Linked DNA regions of Homo sapiens: region 1 is linked to region 2. Evidence: read pairs that join two places in POLR2A ChIA-PET (ENCODE). Cell type or tissue: MCF 10A. All regions are shown on one strand. Links, peaks and the distances in the headings refer to the core of each region. The heading gives the core; the rest is flanking DNA.

What was found. Peaks named below come from ENCODE experiments on the same cell type or tissue, not always from the same donor. Only the 100,000 strongest peaks of a DNase experiment are listed, where the experiment ranks them.
Region 1: POLR2A ChIA-PET joins it to region 2 with 5 read pairs; 2 of 35 experiments call an interaction of 5 or more read pairs at or near these places.

The regions. Positions count from the first base shown.
Region 1 is chr15:59,162,797-59,168,174 of GRCh38, reverse strand. MYO1E (myosin IE) reads left to right here. Exons shown (of 28, transcript NM_004998.4): 23 at 4,872-5,018. Among named protein-coding and RNA genes, the nearest start is that of MIR2116, 5.8 kb to the left of the region's middle. RefSeq lists an enhancer at 2,214-2,263. In MCF 10A, for the core only: no CTCF peak of the experiment used is centred there; a DNase peak (open chromatin) is centred at 2,264.
Region 2 is chr15:59,347,426-59,352,803 of GRCh38, reverse strand. All of the region lies in intron 1 of MYO1E (myosin IE), which reads left to right. Among named protein-coding and RNA genes, the nearest start is that of MYO1E, 23 kb to the left of the region's middle. In MCF 10A, for the core only: no CTCF peak of the experiment used is centred there; a DNase peak (open chromatin) is centred at 2,503.

The DNA.
Region 1 (5,378 bases), core at 90-5,089, 180 kb after region 2:
TCTTTTCTAAACATACAGATATATGTCTAGTTGAGTTACGGTTAAAAATTTTTTTGAAGTTTTCATTTACAAGAAAAAATAGGATCCCAACAGGTAGAAATAGGGCCAATAGCTCAGAGAGATATTAAGACAATAGTTTGTCAAAGGGACTCCAGGATAATTTGATCAGGAAAAATCCTTATTTAAATAAAAATTAGGCTGGGTGTGGTGGCTCACACCTGTAATCCCAGCACTTTGGGAGGCCGAGGCGAGCCGATTGCTTGAGGTCAGGCGTTCAAGACCAGCCTGGCCAACATGATGAAACCCCCTCTCTACTAAAAATACAAAAAAATTAGTTGAGCATGGTGGTGTGTGCCTGTAATCCCAGCTACTTAGGAGGCTGCGGCAGGAGAATCGCTTGAGCCCAGGAGGCGGAGGGTGCAGTGAGCCAAGATCACACCACTGCACTCCAGCCTGGGCAACAGAGCGAGACTCCGTCTCAAAATAAATAAATAAATAAAAATTAAAGTGAAACACTGACGCTTGCATTTCTGGCTTCATTGGAGACTCGGGAAGAGTGTCAGGAGGTGACACACCAATACAGAGTTGAGACACGGGATTTCTGAGTGTATGGTGGCTGCTGGCAGAAGGCCATGCCTGGGTTTTTGAAGGATCCTCCCAGAGTTGCTTCTTGTTCAAGTACTGGCCTGGCCCCACTCTTATTTGAAAAACTCAATTGCAGGAAGGGTGACCACAGGTGTAATGACCCATGTTCTTGGCTTTGCTATTGTAGGTGTTGAGTTCGGTGCCATGGAAGCTCTTATTTGGGGGTCTCTGATGAGGCTTCTCATTTTTCTTCTCATTCTGGTGGCTGATCACCAGAAGGATGAGACCAAAAGTTGTGTGGCTGTCTGTCTGGGTTAATAGATTTTCCAGTACTTATCTCCAATTGGAAAAACAACCCGTAAGACGGTGCTTTTAGACAGAGGCTCCAGCTCCCTGGTCACAACATTCTTGCCCAGAATGTCTCCTTGCCTGAATCCCCTAAACTTTCTGGCAATAAAAACAGCCCGCTTCACTGCCTGTCCTGCTGACCTGAAGCATTACTGGCATCTTGACTTGCTATGGTCTGTAAGCATTGGGAACCTGGAAGTTGTCAACATCATGGGATTGAGCACCTACCTGGTGCTGAGCCCTGGTATTCGAAGGTGGATGAGGCACAGTCACTGCCTCAGGAAGCTCCTCTCATTCTGGAAGGGGGAACAGACAGCTGAGTAAACATGTGCCTTACTATAAGTGTTCCCAGCGTGATTTAAAGGATATTCCTGGGACACAAGAGAGGAGAGTGGGTCTTTGCATCTGCGGGTCAGGTGAAGCTTCTTTGAGCTGGACACGTCACTGCTGAGGCCTGCATCTGCGTCCGGGCTTTCTCAGAGAAGTTAAGAAGGTTCTGAAACTGGTGCCACTGGTTTCTCTGAGTGGTAGAATTCTGGGCAAGGTTTATTTTCTTCTTGATTCGCCTCCGTATCTTCCAGTTTCCTAAAAGCAGCATATATTTCATAATCAGGAAAGACTTTTATAAAAGCTTAAATAAAGGCAGGGCTATCCTTGGAAATTGCCTTTTCAGCTTTAAAAAAAAAAAACAAAACTCCTTCAGGACTTTCCTTGGTGTTTTGTAACTAACATTTCTGTGAAAAGATATATTGGTGAAGAGAGTAAAACAGATTTTCTAGTGTTTTCAGCAATACAACAGTAAGCCGCAAAGACAGAGGAATAAAAAAACAAGGGCAGATCCAAACCAGAGACTAGGAAGAGGTCTTTCAACACAGCTTACAGCGTCAAACATCTGTAAGGAATTGCAGCATAGGAATAAGTCAGGGGTGAAGTCCAAAGATAAGTCTGACTTTTTAGAATAAATAAACACGAAAGCTTTGTTTTCAGGTTCAGGAGCGTGGGCTAAGGAGAGCAGAATGAGCTGAGACCCTGGCCTGGGTGAAGGTGGTCTGCCTAGCTCCAATGCCTGGATCATTGAAGGGAGGGGATTTTGGAGTTGTTGGTTAAAGTCAAAGTGTCCAAACACATCTCTTCTCATTTCTAGATTCATGCTGATAATTGACCTTGAAGTTTTGGCCTGCTTGCTTTTTTCGTTATAATAGTAATGAAACTCCTAATAAATCTAAGCCCATTAAACCACTCAAGGTGACTTGTGTTGGGCTCATTTAGCCCTGTTGAATAATCACCATCCTGCCACAGTTCAGCCAGGCCACCAGGCATGACCAGACATGCCAAAGAAAGCTTTGAGCAAACAACCAAAACAGGAAGGCGTTTCATTCCTCACCCCAAAGGCCAAAAAGTGGAGCTTCTTGTTTTACTCTGGTCTTTTGCATGCACTCTACCTAATGCAGCCGGGTTCTTACACCTGGGCTAGGGTGCCAGGAGGCTTAGACTTTATTAATTCAAAATGACTTGGAAGAGCTCTTTTGAGCAGCTTTTCATAAGTGCTTTTTGGGGTTTTAGATTGCTGGCTGTACCTTTAAAGGTAAGTAGGAGGTGTTTGTTCCCAGGCACTATGGAACTGGCACGTTGGCCCTGAATTGCCTTTGCATGAGCTGTTGAGTGACGGAGATGAAAACCGTCTATTGTTTAAACCACTGCTTGTCAGGGTTTATCCTTGATCCCAACTATCACAGGAGTGGGCAAGAAGCATGGCTATGATGTGTGGATGTCTGAAAACAAACATCTGAGGTAATGATAATGACCAAGTGTTCCACCCAAATGGCTATTATTTGTCCAAAAAACACTGTAAAGGGTTCTGACTTTACGTCCAAGGGAAACTCTTTGGCTGCTCTTCAGTAAGCTGGCCATGAAAGGACCAAGCTCCTTTCCCCTGACACTGGCCTCTTGCTTCCAGTGAACTCCATTCACCGCCCCGCCCCACCCCCATGGTTTGCGCGTACTGCCATTCTACGCCTTCCTATCCAATTGTGCTGTGGTTCCTTCGACCTCTTTTTCTCCTGTGGATTACCAAGCCCCTTTCCTGTAGGAGGACTGAAAGTGGGTAATATGTAAACAGTAAGAATTTAATTTTTACAGTTCTAGAGACCGGGAAGTCCAAGGTCAAGGTGCAGGCAGATGTGGTGTCTGGTGAAGGCCCAGTCTTTTCTTTATAGATGGCGCCTCTTGTTGTGTCCTCACATGGGAGAATGACAGAAAGGGCAAACCACTCTGTCATACCTCTTCTGTAAGGTCACTAATCCAATTCATGAGGACCTCTTCCTTGTAACTTAATCACCTCCTTAAGGCCACACTTCTTAATACTAGCACATTGGTGAATGAGTTTCAACATCAGACCAAGGTAGAGGCTGTGGCTACAGCTACTGGCTCCATCACCTCTGGGTCACTAGCTCCCTGTCTCAGTCTGGAGAGAAGGTTCCTGACAAGCCTGAGATAGTCCCCCAAGATTCTCTGCCCAAGGGAGCCCTGTCATTCCAAGAAGGGCCCAACCCCTACCTTGACCTGTGAATGGGGCTGAACAGGGATACCACAGGAGTTTCCTTCTAAATGGATCAGATTTTACATGGAAGAAGGATCCAGGGTCTCAAAGATTCTCCACAGCTCAGTCCTCTTGTGATCCCCTTGCCTCATCATCTGGCTTTGTCACAGCCACAGTAATCCCACTGGTGCAGTGACACCAGGTGCTCTGAGAGCAGAGCAGAGCTCCTGAGTGATGCTGCAGGGCTCTGGATATACAAAGAACCGTGTCTGTGGCACTTGGAGAGAATAAAATGTTACCATGGTCAATTCACTGAAGCAGGTTTGCCTAATTTGTTTCTAATGCCTGGGAAAATGCTTACAATCCCTAACGAAATCTCATTCTTCAAAGGGTTGTCTTTGGTATTTGGCAGTGGTACTTGGAGATACTCGTAAACTTATATATTATAGTCTTTGGGGTGGTGGCCCCATTCACCTGAGTGATAAATCTAACAGGGAATGCAAATTCTCAATTACATACATGTTGTTGCTTTCTACCAAGCCTAGCCAGGCTTGAAGATGGAACTTTGTCTCATCAACCTCCCCTGACCAGCAAGCGTTTCCTCGGAGCTGGGTCTGCCTCAGCGTCTCTCTGCCATCACCCTATAGCTTGTAACACCTGCTCCCCTCCAGGCATAAATTTCTCCACAATCCCACCCTGTCCAAACATGCAGTTCCCGCAAAGGTGTGTTCTTTCCTTGTCTGACAAAATTCATTAGCTTGAAGGTGATGATTTTTGCTTGTTTGCTGTTTGTCCATTCTGGCCTTCGCATTTCTGAACTTGGATGTGTCTGTACGTTCTAGTAGCTCCTGGCCTACAGTGTCCACAGAGCACTGTTTGCCAGAAGGTTCTTAATAAGTACCTTGAAGTCCAGGATATTGGCTTCCCTCTTGAGAACCGAGCTTATGATTCTTCAAGTTCAAATTTACTACAATAGCTATAACCATATCATAAATTATACTAACTTGGAACTTAAATGTAGAGTCATCCCTTTTCAACTGCATTCTATTCATAACTTTCTGGATTTTTATGATCTTAAAAACACAAGTTGGACTTGAAAATGGATTTTTTTTTAATATGGGCTAAATTGTCCTTAAGTTCCTGATTGTAAAAATCATGTGGAAAAAGTACTTTGATCATGCTTTTGTTGGACTATAAACCTTCTTTGAAAGCAGATTTCAGCAATTTCATTATGTAATTCATTGTTGTTGGTTTTGTTTGAAAGATTATTACTTATAGAAAGAAAGACTGTAAAATCTTAGCACTATCTTGCAGGATTTTTAAAATGGAAGAAAAAAAAAACAATAGAGTAAACAGAAGCACAGCTTTCACCAAGTGTGTTTGTCCAATCTCTTTACAGTACTATGCAGGATGACATTTTTATTCTCCATGAGCAAGAGTATGACAGTTTGCTTGAATCTGTCTTCAAAACTGAATTCCTAAGCCTCTTAGCAAAGCGTTACGAGGAGAAGACCCAGAAGCAACTACCTCTGAAATTCAGCAATACGTAAGTCCGGATCTGGGACCCAGACTTCTGCGTGTAGCTAAAAAGGGGTCTTGATCGCACCCCTGCGATTCAGGATGGGGCTGGAGGAGGCCTGCGAGGAGAAGAGTGGGGTCTGGCTGGCCCCAGTGGAACCTTAGAGCCTGCAGAAGACAGTCTGGATAGTAGTCACAGACTTTGAAAAGGTTACTTTTGCATTTCTGTGAAATAATGACTTCATAGACTAGTGTATTTTATCATTTAGACAAAAATCACCTGAATGAGGCAGACAAAGGCAGATTTTTATGTATCACCCAAAAAAGGGTTTTTTTAATTTAGGAGAGCAGACAGGAGTAGAATCACACTGGAAGCAGATAAAAGTGA
Region 2 (5,378 bases), core at 116-5,115:
AGACCTTAGAGCCTTTGAGGGGGGCTGGGTATGCTTCCGTGAATTTAACAGTTTAACACACTGTTGAATAGAAGAGAATCTGCTATTGGAACTAGCGATTACTAAGAAACCACTTCTATATCATCCAGCATTTGTATCTACTTTAAAGTACATATTAGTATTTTCCTTGGTTTACAGATGAGGAAAATGAGTTAGGTACCGTGTTTAAGGTTACCCATCTGAAAAGTGGCAGAGAGGGGATTTAAACTCCTGGTCATCTGAATCTAAGGTCTGCTTAGAAGAGGAGCTGTTTGCTTCTAGACACATGCGTATTTAGGTTGTGGGTCCACGGACTAATAGCGTGGGCATCCCTGGGATATTATTAGAAATGCAGAACTTCAGGTCCCACCCACACCTGATTGCAGATCTGTGTTTTAACAAGGTCTCTAGATGATTGCAAAGCACTACGGCACAGGGACACTTCCCCAGAGGAAGTGTGATGGCCGCCCTCCAGGATATCATCTTCCAAGGTTAGGGACGTGCCAAATATCCCAAGCTTTCAGATATGCGACTCAATCATCTCTAATTATCCTGCTCAACCAAAAATTAAAGAGCGATTCTTCCAAGTGGAATCGAGGGAAACTTTTCTCCTGGACAATTCTGGAGGGAGTCCAGCTATCCTTAAGGAGATGCACAGAATAGGCTGTTGCCGACAGCATGCTTGGAAAACCTATCAACCCGGGGTGCCTCTTCCACGGCTGCTGTCCATGCTATACTTTCTCCCATTACTGATCCCTCTGAACTAGTCTATCAAACCTTCTCCTAAAGAGGGTGAGAACAGATTTTGTCAGGCCAGAGAGGAAGAAAGAGATCCAGAATGGGGACGATCAATAGCATGAAAATAGAGAAGGGCATTGAAAAGAGCCCAGCCTTCAGAACACTCCAGTCCTGGCGCTGGAGAACTGCACCTTACCTTTTACTCCTACCTGGTTTTCCTTTTAGAATTCCCCCAGGCATCTATGCTGGAGACAGTAGTGTCTTTGTCTGTTGTTCCCATCCCTGCCTTGCTCCTGCCATTTCCAACGTCCTGTGAGTATATCTTCACAGGACTCCCCCTTCCTTTTCACAGTGGCCACCCTAGTTTGGATGTGCATTGTCTTACACTGGGAACATTATAAGCGTTTCTTAAGTGGTCTTCACTCTTATCCCCCGGTAATTCACAGAAATAGCATCAGCGCAATCATCTTCTAGTAACACGGCTTTGCATCTGTCACTCTTCCTCAAAAACTCTCAGTTCCTACTGGGAACAGTCTAAAGACCAAAATGCATTACGGTCTAAATTAAACCAATTACTGGTTGCATTTATCCAACTCTATTTTCCAGTAGTCCTTCTCAAATAAATTCCGTGAGGGCAGCCTACATGCCTTGTTCCTGCTATTAGCTCCTAGCACAGTGCTTGTACACAGTGGATTTTCACTAAATATTGATTGAATGAACGAATGAACTTATTCTCAGGTTTATGTTTTATAGTCTGCCTAGAATACACTCCTTGGTCAGGCCATTTCCTGTGACTAGATTTCCCTTCCCTTTTTTCCTGTTCATCTGAATCCTTAAAAAACCAAGTAAGGCCGGGTGCGGTGGCTCACACCTGTAATCCCAGCACTTTGGGAGGCCGAGGTGGGCCGATCACGAGGTCGGGAGATCGAGACCATCCTGGCTAACACGGTGAAACCCTGTGTCTACTAAAAATACACAAAAAAATTAGCTGGGCGTGGTGGTGGACGCCTGTAGTCCCAGCTACTCTGGAGGCTGAGGCTGGAGAATGGCGTGAACCTGGGAGGCGGAGCTTGCATTGAGCCGAGATCGCGCCACTGCACGCCAGCCTGGGTGACAGAGCGAGACTCCGTCTCAAAAAAGACAAAAAACAAAAAACCAACCAACCAAACAAACAACAACAACAACAAATAAAGACTCATTTCCTGGAAGCCTCTGATTTAACTCGTGGAGATCATTCCCTTCTCCAAATTGTGGCCCTTACCATAGAGTTATTTATTTGTGACTAAACTATGTCATCTTGCATTGTTATCTGTTTTCACACAGTCTCTTACAGCCCAAGTAGACTGTAAGCCTCTTGAGATCAGAGATAATTTACATTTCTTTATATTTTTCAGAATTCACCATCTTTCCCTTTGGCCTTCCCACATTCCTGTACACTCTCGACATTCCCTGGTTATCTGGCAGTTCATATTGGGGAATTATGGTTAGCTGTGGATCAGGCCTCCTCTCCCCACTTTCCTCTCAGTAATGCATGTAGTCTCTGAGGGCAGACACTACATTCTCCTGTGTCTTTTCTGGTTTATTCAATGATAGAGGCTGTACCCTTTATCCTTTTCAATTTCATCTACATTCTTTTCCTTCTCCTGCTCAGTTCTTGGAACTCCCATTTCTGAGTGTCTACGACTACAGTCATGGTGAATAGAAGGTAATGAAACTGTGAGTCAGTGTATCCTCTAGCTGGAGTGTGAAGGTGAGTCAGCAGACAGCAGCAGTGGATCTCTTCCACCCTGAGGAAAGGCAGGAGCCTGCCTGGTGATCAGGGAAGGAGGCCCTCCTCCCCACATTGTTTCCTGGAACTGAGTAGAACAAATTACTTAACTGTACTTCAGTTTCATTTGTTAAAAAATGAAGTAAGAATAGCTTCCATTCTCTTTTCATTCAAGTGGTGATGTATTGACAATTAATAAGAAAATTATAAAATGCCTTAGATACCACCATTGGGACTATGTAACGCACCACAACCTGGTTGTGGCTGAGGCTCTGTTCTAGCCACCCCTCCTTTCTGACTACCACATCGCCCTAAAGTTAGAGGCAATAATAGAGTTACCGCATTAGTGTTTTTCTAACAAACCTGTTCAAGTCCTGGCTCACTAAATTTTAGGGAAATGATATCATTTCTCTCCAGTCTTTTAATAGATTGTCTTTGAAAGAGTTGCATGTTGCCTGTTAAGGAAATGCTTCAGTTGGAAATAATTGAGTAAGGTTAGAAATGGTTCAAGAAAACAGACACATCCCTGCTTGACCTGCTCAGCCTCAAACTTTCATATCTCCTAGTTTGGGGAGGGATGGATGGCAGATGTAGAGTGCCTCAGTTTTTGTTTTGCAGAAAGTTATATCATCATCATGTAGAACAGACATCACAGAACGAAATTAATTAGTAATGCATTCACTGAATTTGGGCAGGATAGTTTGCTTATTTGAAAAAATTCTTGGCAAGGATGAGGATGATTTCTCATCATCCTCCTCCCTAACTCGCTGGGTAATTTAAAGAAGGTTTGTGAGTTGAAATTTTCTGAATAGAGTGGGTTCAGTTTACCCTTTTTTATATGGTAGATTGCTAATAGTGCATTACTGGGAGTGGAGGAAAGACACCCTTTTCTGCCTTAACCCTGAGCTAGAGGAATCACAGCCTTGTCTAGAAGCTAAAGACATAATTATATCCATTTCATATGCAGTATGACAAAATCATTAGAAAATTATAATTGCAAATAGAAAAAATATAGGAGGCATATGCATATATACCTAAGATGTTTATATGGGAAGTTATGGGAGGAAAATGAAATAATTACTAATTAATAATTACTATTAATAAGGTTTCAAATGATCCCCTTTTTTCCCCTTGCCTGGGTGTCCTTCCATCATGTCCAAGTCTTAGATCAGTTTCTAGATCTAGGCTCAACAAAATTCCCTCCCCTGGACCCCCAAGCCTTCCCAGATAGTCACCTTCCTCTTCCATATGTCCATGGCACCTAGTTTGAAATGTTCTTACCTCATGCATCATGTTCTGCCTTGTGTTAGACCCTTTAAGCTTTTGTGTCTCATTAAGATATTGAACTCGGCTGCGTGCGGTGGCTCACGCCTATAATCCCAGCACTTTGGGAGGCCTAGGTGGGCGGATCACCTGAGGTCAGGAGTTTGAAACCAGCCTGACCAACATGGTGAAACCCCATCTCTACTAAAAATACAAAATTGGCCGGGCATGGTGGCGCATGCCTGTAATCCCAGCTGCTCGAGAGGCTGAGGCAGGAGAATCACTTGAACCTGGGAGCCGGAGGTTGCAGTGAACTGTGATCGTGCCATTGCCCTCCAGCTTGGGCAACAGAGTGAGACTCCATCTCAAAAAAAAAAAAAATGATATTGAACTCCAAGGAGCAGAAGTTGTTTCTGACATATAGCCAATGGTCTTTATCCAGCTAAAATTCACCCGTAGTGCTTTTTAAAAATGACAACCCTTGGGCACCATCCTAGACCAAAAGGATTCAGACACAACTGTATTACTTTTCAAAGCTTCCTGGATGGTTCCTAAAAGCAGCCTAGGTTGAGAGCCACTGTTGATGGATGTTTAAGCATTGTGGGCTATGCCATAATTTGATGCAACACCAAATGCAAACTGATCAGGATGTATTTTTGCCATGCTGCAACACACCATGTAACTTAGGAAGTTTTGTGGTTTTGGCGTTTTTGGTTAGGGAGGGTATTATTTAATACAGCTGACTTGAATAAATAGGAAACTAGTTCCCAGGGGACTTTACAAAAGGTAAGCCTTTGTGTGACTAGCACCTGGGGGGTTTCATCGCTGTCAAGGCTATGGTAGTTTTACCACCTGCATTCTCTTACCTCCTCCCCACTGTGGCATTGACCCTAGACCAGAGGCCTCCAAAACATGGCGAGGCATCAAAACCACCTGAGGAGGTGATTCAGCAGGTTTGGGATGAGGCTTCAAAATCTGTTTTTCACCAGGGTTCCAGGTGATTCCAGTGGAAAAACTGATAGGAGAGCCGCTGCTTTACAGCTGTGTGGAATTGAAAATGACGTGGGTCTTGGATCATAAGCAGCAGGGTGTTTTTCTTTTCCTAGATTGTCTTCCTTAACCCCAAATTATGTAATTACATACATATTTTCTCTAGAACTTTTTTGTATTTTTAAATTTTAGCTCCTTATGTCACCCGAAATTTACTTTTCTGGTGTGAGGGGTATAATTTTTTCCAAATGCATGGTTAGTGGTCTTAAAAATAATTTATTCACTGGTGCATTCTTTGTCTCCTGTTGTGAAGTGCCACCTTTATCTTATGTTAAATTCATATCTATCATATGTTTCTAGCCTCTTCTGTTTCCTTGATCCTTTTCTTTATTCCTAAACCAGTTGCTAGTACCACATTCTATAATTACTCTAGTTTCGGAATATGTTTTAATTTTTATTTTTGGCAAGACTTTACTAATTAAATTCCTTTTTAAGTGAGTTCTTGGCAATTTATACTCATTTACTCTTCCAGATAAAATTTAGAATCAATGTGTCAAAGTTCCATAAGAAAATCTCTTTGGAACTTTGGTTGGAGTAGCAT